Regions from separate parts of the Homo sapiens genome. Here region 2 is linked to region 1. Evidence: chromatin contacts called from ENCODE Hi-C data. All regions are on one chromosome and are shown on one strand. The core of a region is the stretch at or near the end of the contact, and the rest is flanking DNA. Distances in the headings are between cores, read along the strand shown. Region 1 overlaps SORCS1 (sortilin related VPS10 domain containing receptor 1). Region 2 has its middle 420 kb from the start of LINC01435.

Region 1 (6,038 bases), core at 2,321-4,820:
TTTGTAAGTATTTTTTTAATTTCAGTAGTTTTTGGGGTACTCGTGGTTTTTGATTACATGGATGAATTGTATAGTGATGAAGTCTGAGATTTTAGTGTACCCATCACCTGAGTAGTGTATATTGTGCCCAATATGTCATTTTTTATTCCTCACTTCCCCTTCCGCCCTCCCTTTTCTGAGTTTCCAGTGTCCATTATGTCACTCTGTATGCCTTTATGTACCCATAGCTTAGCTCCTGCTTATTAAATGAGAACATATGGTAATTGGTTTTCCATTCCCGAGTTACTTCACTGAAAATAATGGCTTCCAGCAACATCCAAGTTGCTGCAAAGGACATTATTTTGTTCTTTTTTATGGCTGAGTAGTATTCTATGATGTACATATACCACATTTTCTTTATACACTCAATCGTTGATGGGCATGTAGGTTGGTTTCATATCTTTGCAATTGTGAATTGTGATACCTAGTAGTGGGTTCCTGGATTGAATGGTAGATCTACTTTTAGTTCTTTAAAAAATCTCCATACTGGCCGGGTGCAGTGGCTCATGCCTGTAATCCCAGCACTTTGGGAGGCCAAGGCGGGTGGATCACGAGGGCAGGAGATCCAGACTGTCCTGGCTAACACGGTGAAATCCCATCTCCACTAAAAATACAAAAAAAAATTAGCCGGGTGTGGTGGTGGCGCCTGTAGTCCCAACTACACAGGAGGCTGAGGCAGGAGAATGACGTGAACCCCGGAGACCGAGCTCGCAGTGATCTGAGATCGCACCACTGCACTCCAGCCTGGGTGACAGTGCGCGACTCCATCTAAAAAAAAGAAATAAATAAAATAAAAAATAAAAAATCTCCATACTGTTTTCCCAAGAGGCTGTACTAATTTACATTCCCATAAGCAGTGTATAAACGTTTCCTTTTCACCACATCCACGCCAATGTCTATTATATTTTCACTTTTGAAATTTTCTTTCTTTTTTTTTTTTTTTTTTGTTTTTTGAGATGGAGTCTCACTCTGTTGCCCAGGCTGGAGTGCAGTGGTGTGATCTCGACTCACTGCAACCTCCGCCTCCTGGGTTCAAGTGATTCTTCTGCCTCATCCTCCCAAGTAGCTGGGATTACAGGCATGCATCACCATGCTCAGCTAATTTTTGTATTTTTAGTAGAGATGGGGTTTCGCCATGTTGGCCAGGCTGGTCTTGAACTCCTGACCTCAGGTGATCCATCTGCCTTGGCCTCCCAAAGTACTAGGATTACAAGTATGAGCCACTGCGCCCAGCCAAAAATGTTTTTCATAGTTGAAGTTGCTATTGATATCTGGTAAAGTTAATGATGCTCCGTGTGCTCTACAAGTTGTAGAGTCCTCTGTGGGTGTTAGCTATCCTTACTTGGGAGTTGGAGCAGGTAAAACTTGACCTTTGTGCTTTCCTCTGCCATAGCTGGGGGTGGGGGGGCATCCTGGATACAACTGTCTGTTCAGATATCATTGTGTTTCACTATTGGACTCCTTGAGAGTAAGTGTTTAGTTTGCAACTTCTTGGCCTTGTAGCACCAGAGTTACCACATAGTGGTACTCATTAACTAGTTGTTTAATAAATCAATGAATTAATAAATCATTGATTATATTTTAGCTACCATTCTATTGATCCTAAGCCTGGAAATATGCTAAATACATTTTATACTCAGTGGCTGTCAATCCTGCGAACATTAACATCTTCTGGGGGACATTTTAAAATAGTATATGTGTGGCCCCACCCAAGACCAATTGAATCAGAATCTCTAGGACTGAGCCCAGGACACAGGTAGTGTAAAAGCTACCCAGGTGATTTTAATCTGGAAAATACAGAGAATCGATGAACTTTGGCCCATTATTTTTCTGGGGTTTGCTTGACTGAGCTGCTCATTAGTGTTGCTGATACCTTATTTCTGGGCTTCCTAGTTTCAGTGAACATGTTCTCCCATCTTGCCATTTGTCATGGCTAAAATATTCTGCATTTACAAGGATGCAAATTCATCATCTACATGTAATCTCTTTTGCATTTAGACCTGAACACGATCGTGCTGTCCAGGTAAATCATAAACTTAGATCCCTTTGTGGTGTGAAAGAAATACAAATTAGGATGGGGAAAATTAATGTTGACAGAGATCACTGATATGCTTTAAATTGCAGAGGCCCGGGTCTCAGATTGGTTTCAGAATCACAGCTATTGATAATCATTCTATAACATTATAAAGTGAGGAGGCAGTGCCTGGAAAGTGGTTTGAATTGGAGTCTAATCCCCAGTTAAGCATTTAGCTTGCAACTGTGTTGGCACAAACCAGCTAAAATTTACCATTGCTGCGAGGGGAGTGCTCACCTTGAAGGTGCTTCTGATTCTACAGAAGGCAGAGCAGACAAGCTCATTTTGCATGTTTGTCAAGGGTGTCCTTAGAGCAAAACTTGGTCTGGATTTCTTGGAATTATGGTGCTTTGTTTCTCTTGGATAGTTAACATTTTCATTTTCCTGAGTCTTGCTAAGGTGTCATTTTGTCCAAGAAGCAAGCATAAGTTGAGCTGGAGACAGGCATACACACATGTGGTGGGAACTGGGGAGAAAGATCACTATCACTCTAAGGCAGCAAGGTATACCTTTTCTTTGTCACCAGTGACAAAGTTAAATAACAACTTAAGATTCCAGTAATAACACAGGTGACAGTAGTGCTGTGAGTTGCTTCAGGAAAGGGGGATTTGATGCCAAATGCATGGTATCAGGGGAGCAATCAGCAGCCAAATGTGAAGTTATTTTTACTCAAGACAATGCTTTCTACTTTGTTTTTTTAAAAATTTCAGGATATACTCAAATATATCAAAAAAATCATGTAATTCTCAAAAATAATAATATATTTGTAGACTATATTAATACTATAGTATGCTTCTACCAGTGTGTATGGAAGGGGATAAAAATTCACATAACATCAGTGCTTTGTAAATGGGGGATCAAATTGACTAATGATCTGCTTGACACCTTTCCCCATGAGAACATCCCCAGGGTATAACTGTCAACGTCCCCAAACCCTGTGCTTTCCTAAGCTTCCTGGAAGCATTCAAGTCTGTGAATATTACTGCTGTTATGGAAAAATTGGCTTTTGTTTTTCCCCATGAGATATTTTTCCTGTCTTACTAGCATGTATGACCAGCATTTGCAGTGCATTTATCTCCTATTACCCTTTTGTTTTTCTTTTTGCTCTTACCTTTGATTCCAGAAATGTTTTTAAAATAATGGATGATAGTTAATACACAGCATGGCAGGCAGGAAAAATGAACAGCAGTGAGTTCATTTTGATAGACTATGCTGTCTGCAGATAATTTACCAGGGCAGAGTGCTGACATACACAACCCTAAAAAAAGGACTTATCCCTGTTCTTAAACCAAAATCATTCTTGAAAGTTTCCATTATTCATAAGGCAACATCTCTGAAAACTGCAGGGGGCTTTCCCACGATGATGCCTCTGAGCTAGTGGCTCTCTGGTTCAGGAGTTACAAACGAGCAAACATCTGTATTTGTGCACTTGGGGAGATTGCCAGCTTTCAGAGGACTTTACACTGAAGGCCAGCATGGTGAAACAGTTTCCTGTCCTTATTACCAAGTATTTTCCCCACCCGCTTCCATGCTCTTCTCAGTGAGTTCTGACTTCTGAGATTCTGCTCTTGCAGTTGTTTTTGTAGCTCCATTGTGTTGACTTTATTTCATCACTTTTCTGTCCTACTGCTACTGTAAACCCCTTGATGGTAGGACCACGTTTCTTTGTATGTACTGGTTTACTGGAGTGTACATTAAGTAGGCTTATCAACATTGAATTAGTTAATTAACAGCCAAAAAAGTATTTCTGGAGCTCGCTACATAGGATTTAAGTACAAATGCCTCTCAAGTATTTTTGGTCCCTGAGAGTCTTCTAGGAGAAGAAGGGTAGGGCAAGGATTTTTATGAGTCTTCTTAAAATTAGGAAGGAAATTAGACAACCAGTGTATATTTTTCCAGGATTCAACTCCACAGCATGTGGTTTTTCCAGAATCACACGGCTATAATTTGTGGTAATTGGTGGGGATTATAAAACCACAGTTATCAGCATTAATACATTTCATAGCCAGTTCCACCACAGTTGTATCTTAGGAAATTCTGATTGCAAAACTCCCCTGAGATCTGCTGAAATTACCTTTTCTTTGAAGGGCAGATTCCCCATGTCTTGATTGAGAAGGCTTTGAGCAGATGTGGTTTCAGAAGGAGTTAGTGGGGAAGCATTAGAACACTAGGTTCCCTGGACTTTTGAAGAAGTTTCACCTAGAAGCCTTATCTGACTAACCATATTATTAAAAAAAGAAAAAGTTCTGACTCCTAAGAACCATCATATCTTTCCAAATTCTGAAGAAAAAAACCAAAACAAAGCAAGATGAAACAGAATGCACCTGATTCAAGCATGCGATGTTATAAAGCCCTCCTGTGTTGGTGTTGTGCCTGTGAGCTGGCTATTTTCTTGAATGTGAAGATAATAATTTATAATGAGATGCTCAGATACATAAATACACACATGAACATACAATGCCAGCTTCCGTGTATCCCAGTAGCAAAATGAAGCAAGGAGAGCTGAGGGTTCTGCAAATAATTTGTATTCAATATACAGCAGCCCTGCCACTTATTTTGCAGGGTAGCTGATGACTGTTTACCCTAAGCATAAGCATAATGAGTCTGTTAGGAGTGACCTTTCCTGGTGATTTTGTAACCAATCTGTCTTAACCTTTTAATTCATTTTTGTTTTTTTGTTTTTTTTTTTTAGAGACAGAGTCTCGCTCTGTCGCCCAGGCTGGGGTGCAGTGGCACGATCTCGGCTCACTGCAAGCTCCGCTTCCCGGGTTCACGCCATTCTTCTGCCTCAGCCTCCCAAGTAGCTGGGACTGCAGGCGCTCAGCACCACACCCGGCTAATTTTTGTACTTTTTTTAGTAGAGACGGTTGGTATTTTTTTAGTAGGGATGATTTAATATGTCTCATCACCGTGTTAGCCAGGATGGTCTCAATCTCCTGACCTTGTGATCCACCCTCCTCGGCCTCCCAAACTGCTGGGATTACAGGCATGCGCCACTGCGCCCGGCCATCATTAATTTTCTTAAGCAAAAGAGGTCCTCCCATCCATTCTCTGTTAGCAAGCATTCATTTTATGCCATATTCGAAATATTAGTTTAGGATTTTTAATGACCATACTCCATTTATTTTCATCTTTCTTGCTGGGATCTCAGCAACCAAGTGCTCTGATTAATACGTGTGTGTGTGTGTGTGTGTGTGTGCACGTGCACATGCCTGTGCCCTCACAATTGTGTGTGGTCATTTGTTTGTTATAGGAACCTTGCTGACTACTCCAAAATTCAGCCAGGAACAGCAGCTTAAGTTGACGAAGTTTGATTTCCCATAAACTCAGGCTACTAAAACAATGGAGGGAAAATGAACCAGAAAGCCTGCAATGTAGGCGTTTTTTGGTTGATCTGCTTTTCCAGAAGCTGATTAGCACTCTAATCTCTCTCAGTGTGGTTTCATTGTTAGAGACGGAAAAAGAAAAGAGACAGGGCTTTTCTTTTTATAAAAGGCCATGTTAGTAGGGAGGGAAAGTAAACATAAGCCACATCTCTGTAGATCTCAGTTTTCCCTAATGGGCCAATTCACATCTCTTTTTAATTCTGATACCCCAGGTCTTTTCCCTTCTTTCTTTCTTTCCTTTTGTGACTTGAATTTTTCTATTAACTGCCACAGGGATCCCACATAAAATGTATAGTGGAAAGAAGATAGAAAAAGGATGAGTAATGCACAATTTCTAAGGGTTTTAGAAATCATTTGTTCTGGGGAAAAATTCATTCTCTTCTGATCTAAAAGTATAATCCCCTTCTAAGTCTCTCCTCTAAGGCTAAGCCACCCTTGAACATGAAGCAGTTCTTAACTACTGAAGCATATTCATGGAGATAAAGTGACACAGAAGGAGCCATTGCTTTCATACCTATGAGAGCCTGTGCATTTCTTAT
Region 2 (6,038 bases), core at 1,285-3,784, 720 kb before region 1:
AAGCTTAATCTGCTTTGCGCATGGCTTCTCTGGATTTCTCTCCTCATCTGCTTCATTCTATTTTCTTCATATGCTTCCTCTGAGACTCTCTTTTTTTTTTGAGACGGAGTCTCGCTCTGTCACCCAGGCTGGAGTGCAGTGGCGTGATCTCGGCTCACTGCAAGCTCCACCACTCGGGTTCACGCCATTCTCCTGCCTCAGCTTCCCGAGTAGTTGGGACTACAGGCGCCCGCCACCACGCCCGGCTTTTTGTGGTTTTAGTAAAGACGGGGTTTCATTGTGTTAGCCAGGATGGTCTTGATCTCCTGACCTCATGATCTGCCCACCTCAGCCTCCCAAAGTGCCGGGATTACAGGCGTGAGCCACTGTGTCCGGCCTGGGAATCTAATTCTTTGTAACTCTGTGTGCATGTAGTCTAGTACTGTGAGTCCCAATCTTGACTTTAGAGCACCTCTCACATCCCCTTAAGATTTTCCCTCCAAGCCTCCTCCTTCAAATTCTCAACTTCAGGGATCCCATCGACTTAGTCTTCTTTCCAAGCAAGACATTCCACTCAGGTGTCTTCTTGAATTATATTTAGCTGGTGCTGATTTCTTCATAGGTTTGTTGGAAGAACAAGAAGAGGTAGGATTGGGGCATCTGGACATGCACTCTGAGGTTATGAGAACGGGGAGCTGACATTAAGGGGCATAGATTGGTAGTTTCCTAAAATAAATTTAATGTACTTTCCAGACTCTCTGGCTCATGTTAAACTTAGGAAGCATCACTTAATAGATCCAATCCATGGCAAAGGCTGCAAGAGCCAAAGTCCTATTTCGAGGATGAAGCCTGAAGAGGACAGAATAAATGGTCATGTCTATAATCCAAGCATCTTGGGAGGCCAAGGCGAGAAGAATGCTTGAAGCCAGGAATGTGAGACCAGTCTGGGCAACAAAGCAAGATCCCATCTCTGCAAAAAATCCAAAAACGTTAGCTAAGCATGGTGGCGGGTGCCTGTAGTCCCAGCTACTCAAAAGGCTTAGGCAGGAGGGTCACTTGAGCCCAGGAGTTTGAGGCTTCCGTGAGTTTTGATCGCACCACTGCAGTCTAGCCCAGGTGACAGAGGAAGACCCTGTCTCTAAAAATAAACAAGATAAAATAAAAACAAAAGAAGAAATGAGTCATAGGATAAAGATGGAGATTTCTGTAAAATTTTTGAAAAATAAATCTGGCTATCTTTATTTTTTGATGTCCCTTCCACTGCCACCCCTAAAAAACTCTAGCCTTACTAGGATCAATTGCCAGGGGACCTGAAGTGCCCTCAGCCAACTACATGTCATATCTGAAATGATTCCAGGCTCTACATCCCACCATCTGCTTAAAACCTTCCTTGTCATCTGGTCCCCTCTGCTGCAGATGTCTCTAGCTTCTTTCCTCCTCTTGAGTAGCCTGTGTAGATTCGCAATCAAATTCCAGACAGCCTCCTTTGCTCTGACCTGGCATAACCCTAAGAGGTAGCTTCTCATATGAATTATTGGGCTCCACCTGATCATATCCATCCTTGCCATTTTATCTTTATTTGCCTAACACGTATTAGACATTTACTTAAGTCAGACACTGGTTAGTTCTTCTCCTGCATTAAATCCATTTACTTTTCAAAAAGATGCCATATGGTAGCTCATATCATTGTCCTTATTTTACAGAGAGTAACATAAAGTTTTAGAGAGATAAAATATATCTAAGATAGCTCAGAAACTAGGGGGCCAAGATGGGAATTAAAGCCAGAATATGGAACCTATTTTCTTATGACCCACACTGTGTTGGGCAGTGCTACAGACCAAGACAAAAGCACCTAAAACTGATTGCATTTCCTGTGTATGAGGAGTCATGAGCCTGTTTCCCCAGTTGTTACATGTTTGGATGTGGTTTGTCCCCAACGAAACTCATGTTGAAATTTGACCCCCAATGTAGCAGAGTTGAGAGGTGGGCCTAGTGAGAGGTATCTGGGTCATGAAGGTGGATTTTCTATGAATAGATGAAGACCTTTCTCCTAAAGGGGTAAGTTCTTCCTCCAGAGGAATGGATTCATTTGCAAGAGAACGAGTTGTTAAAAAAGAATCTGAGGCCAGGTGCGGTGGTTCACGCCTGTAATCCCAGCAATTTAGAAGGAAGAGGCAGGAGGATCACTTGAGGTCAGGAGTTCGAGACCAGCCTGGCCATCAACGTGAAAGCCCGTCTCTACTAAAAATACAAAAATTAGCCAGGTGTGGTGGTGGGCACCTGTAATCCCAGCCGCTTGGAAGTCTGAGGCAGGAGAATTGCTTGAACCCAGGAGGCGGTGGTTGCAGTGAGCTGAGATCATGCCATTGCACTCTAGCCTGGGTGACAAGAGCGAAATTCCATCTCAAAAAAAAAAAAAAAAGAAAAAGAAAAGAATCTGGCCTCCTTGGTTTTTGCTCTCTTGCTTCCTTTCTTGCCATGTGATCTCTTTACACACAGCAACTCCACTTTCACTTTCTGCCGTGAATTGAAGCAGCCTGAGGCTCTCACTAGATCGGCTGTGCAATCTTAAACTTTCCAGCCACCAGAATCACAAGGCAAGCAAACCTCTGTTCTTTATAAATTACCCAGTCTTGGGTATTCTGTTACAGCAGTATAAGCTAGACTACGACATTTGTCTAAGAGTGGTCTCCCTACTTAGGTTTAAGTTTCTTGTGTGCAGAGGCAATTTAAAGGCACAGATCGAGTTTTCAAATATTTGTCTCATGGGACCTATGCCATATGTCAGCTTTCATCACCATCAAAGAAAAGCTGCCACTACGGAGTGTGTGTGTATGTGTGTGTGTGTTTTCTACTCAGCTTCAAGCTGGATTGCCTAGTATAAGGAGATTTAGAGTTGTTTCTCTGAGATTTAGACTAACTAGCAATGATTAGCCATCATCAAAGCCTAGGTTTTATTCTGGAGCAATTATCACTGTTACAAGCAGGAAATGTGATTATATGGCTTATTGTTTTCTTCTGATGATTAATTTATTTGGGACATTTGATGCTGCTGCTGCTGATGATAATGATAATTTGGCATTATCAATAATAATAATAGTAATTATTATTTGGCCCTGCCAAAAACCTCTAAATTCCTGCTCCTTTTTAAATGGAACACCATGTAGTGAAAAACATGGCATCTGTCATTTTCACTGAAAAAAATAAAAATCTGTCCTTTTAAGCCATCTCAATTGAAGGCAGAATTTAATAACATGCTTTTCCTGACTGCTGGGTAATTGAAAAAGAAATAAAAATAAAAAACTTTTAAAACTCTAATAAGTAAGAAAGGCATACTTCTTTATCTCTACACAGACCCCAGCCTTCTCAATGAGGTGATCTGAAAACCACTCAGGCCACTATGCTCTAAGGTAGCCAAGATGGATGAGAAAAAGAAACCAAGGATGGCTCTGAGCCACATCCTAAAATCAAGATTGTCATCTGCCCTTAGCACCCTGTTAGCTAATTTCTATGTCTGGGACAAGGCCATTAGAATTACCTGTATCCCCCTCTCCTAGCACAAACACACAGGCACACACTGTTCCAGTTACCTATCACTGCTACTTGAAATTTTAGTAGCGTAAAATAACAACCACTTCATTAGAGCTCACATCTTTGTGGATCAAGAATTTAGGCAGGCATTGGCTGAGAGATTCTTCTGTTCCATGTGGCATTGACAAAAGTCACTTCTGGTATACGGCTGGCAGACAGAGTGGCCTAGAGAGTCCACAATGGCTTCACTCATAGGCCTGACACCTTTCTGAGGATGGCTGGAAAGTTGGGTTCAGCTACACCTGTGGTCAGGAGACCCTACATGAGACCTTTCCAGCTTGGAAGCATCAGAGTAGACAGACTTGTTATGTCGTGGCTCATGGCCCTAAGGATGACTCTGTCAGTGAACAAGGAAGTCATTGTATGTTTTATGTGGCTTACACATGAAAGTTACATAATGCCCCTCTGCCATACCCAATTGGTAAAAGCTAATATAAATACATCCATAGTTCGGGGTATAGATCTCACCTCTTAATGGAAGGAATATTGAGGAATGTGTGTCCATGTTTTGAAATTGCCACAATTATGTACACACAATCTTTTTCATTTCAAATTCCAAGATCTGGGTATGAGCAGGAAAAATGTCCCAGCTGAAAGGAGTCAAAGTTCATATCTTTCTTCTTTCTCCATCTTGCCTTCATAATTGACTTCTTTCTATCTGTCTCAGTTTCCATAAAACCTTACAACATAAAGAATATTTATAGCTGAAGATATAGTCTGGAACTCGCTCTGCTAATTTTGAGTTGTATGACATTAGGTGAAACATTTGCTGTTTTAGCCTTAATGTCCTCATCCTGAGAATGGAGATGAAAATACCCTCTCACATGTTTTTGTAAGAGCAAAACAGGATAACATACGTCAAAATGCTTAACAGACATTACTGTTTTTATTGCTTTTATTAGAGAGAAATTTGTATATTGTATAAATAGTATGCCCCAACTTTAAGAGTAACTAAAATGTAGAGGTGGGGAGATTTTACCTTAACCAAATGAGCGACGTCTTGGCTTTCTGGGAAATTAAAGAAGCAACAAACTTACCCTTCTCACATTTACATTTTATTTAATGGAGGATTTTTTTCCACTTTCCCTTTCTCCTTAATGTTTTGTCTTATTTCAAATTTGTCAGATACTATGTGATGTCAGGAAATAGTCCTAAGAAGCAGTTTAGCTCTGTTGATGGTGAAGTGAGTTGTTTCTCTTCTCTCACTGCCCCTGAATCCTCTTACACATTACAAGTTGAAATTTGAACACAGTCTTTTGTGGTAACTCAAAAGGATCTCAGGCCTATAGAAAACAGGTAGGATAGATTGTTAGGCCAGTGAAATTTTGATATTCTCCCAAATCTTACCAATAACTAGCTGCTGATTTTTTTTTCTTTTCTGTCATAGGATAGGATACTCCTTTAGCAAAGAAATGAGTTTATGTGGCTCAGGTTCAAGTATACCTCATTATTGTGGGATGGTAGATGAAGGAATTAGCAGGCTTTTGTGTAATGTTAAGATCATGAGCTTTGGCATAAAACAAACCTGGACTTAAATTCTGGCTCCACCAATTACTAGTCATATTGCCTCGCACAGTTACTAATTTCCTAAGCTTCAATTTTCTCATCCAAACAAATGATGATGTTAATAGCATCTTTCTCATGAGGTTGTTGCAGGATAATTGAAATATGTCACTCTGCACTGTATCTGGCGCTCAGGGCATACGCATTAAATCATGGGTGATACAATGAAATCGCTGAAATCACTGTTATTAATAGTTATAATTAGTAATAATAATGTTTATATGTAATAGTTAAAAAACCTTATCTAGCCAGGACTTGTAAGTTATTCTCATATTTCACTTAGCTCCATATAAGCCTTGTCCTCTTTCATTCCATTTTCTCCAGGGGCTTCCTGCAAGTCACCTGAAGGCCTTCTTTGAAGGGAGCTGTCCTCCTCAGTGAGTCAGGCTGAGCACAAAAGATTGTAATTTCATTAGATTGGTGCCTGGAACAGCAAGGCCAAATCTGATCATCAGATTACTCAGAAAATCTGTCCCTACAGAGATATAGCCTGAGTTCTGCCAGGAGAGGACCCATATTGTTTCCTTTAAACAACAGCTTATTCATTATTGATAAGATCCAAGGACATCTCCATCATCCACTACCCTAATTTAATAAAATATCTTGTTCACTAAAGTGGTGGTGCACAGAATGGCTATTGATTCCAACTTTCAGCTGGGGACAAACTAATTTCCTCTGAATAGGGATTTTACTATGATAAAATGAGATGAATGCTTAAGTATTTCTTTTCCTGGTCCATGGAGTCACAATTGCTTAAAGCAATCAGAGATAGAAAATTTAAACACCACCAAACGAAGAAAATATTCCTTATGAAACTTCTGCAAAGAGGAAAATGAGCAAATACCAAGACCTGTGCCTCCAAATTAGAACCCACATCTTCCTATCATTCCCAAATTTAGTGTATT

Evidence for each region. Hi-C counts contacts between places; a loop is a spot of excess contacts on that map. Pooled maps may share reads with other maps.
Region 2: a map with no recorded cell type shows a loop between it and region 1 (2.4-fold over the local background). The contact joins two enhancer-like sites. A Hi-C loop is called at or near these places in 3 of 37 single-sample maps with no recorded cell type and 2 of 50 pooled maps.

Annotation. Positions count from the first base shown.
Region 1 is chr10:106,929,048-106,935,085 of GRCh38, reverse strand. All of the region lies in intron 2 of SORCS1 (sortilin related VPS10 domain containing receptor 1), which reads left to right. Among named protein-coding and RNA genes, the nearest start is that of SORCS1, 230 kb to the left of the region's middle. Within about 2 kb of position 3,570, at least 3 of the 41 ENCODE cell types and tissues checked have a DNase peak (open chromatin) inside an H3K27ac peak, as active enhancers do.
Region 2 is chr10:107,650,632-107,656,669 of GRCh38, reverse strand. No RefSeq gene overlaps it. Among named protein-coding and RNA genes, the nearest start is that of LINC01435, 420 kb to the left of the region's middle. Within about 2 kb of position 2,534, at least 4 of the 41 ENCODE cell types and tissues checked have a DNase peak (open chromatin) inside an H3K27ac peak, as active enhancers do.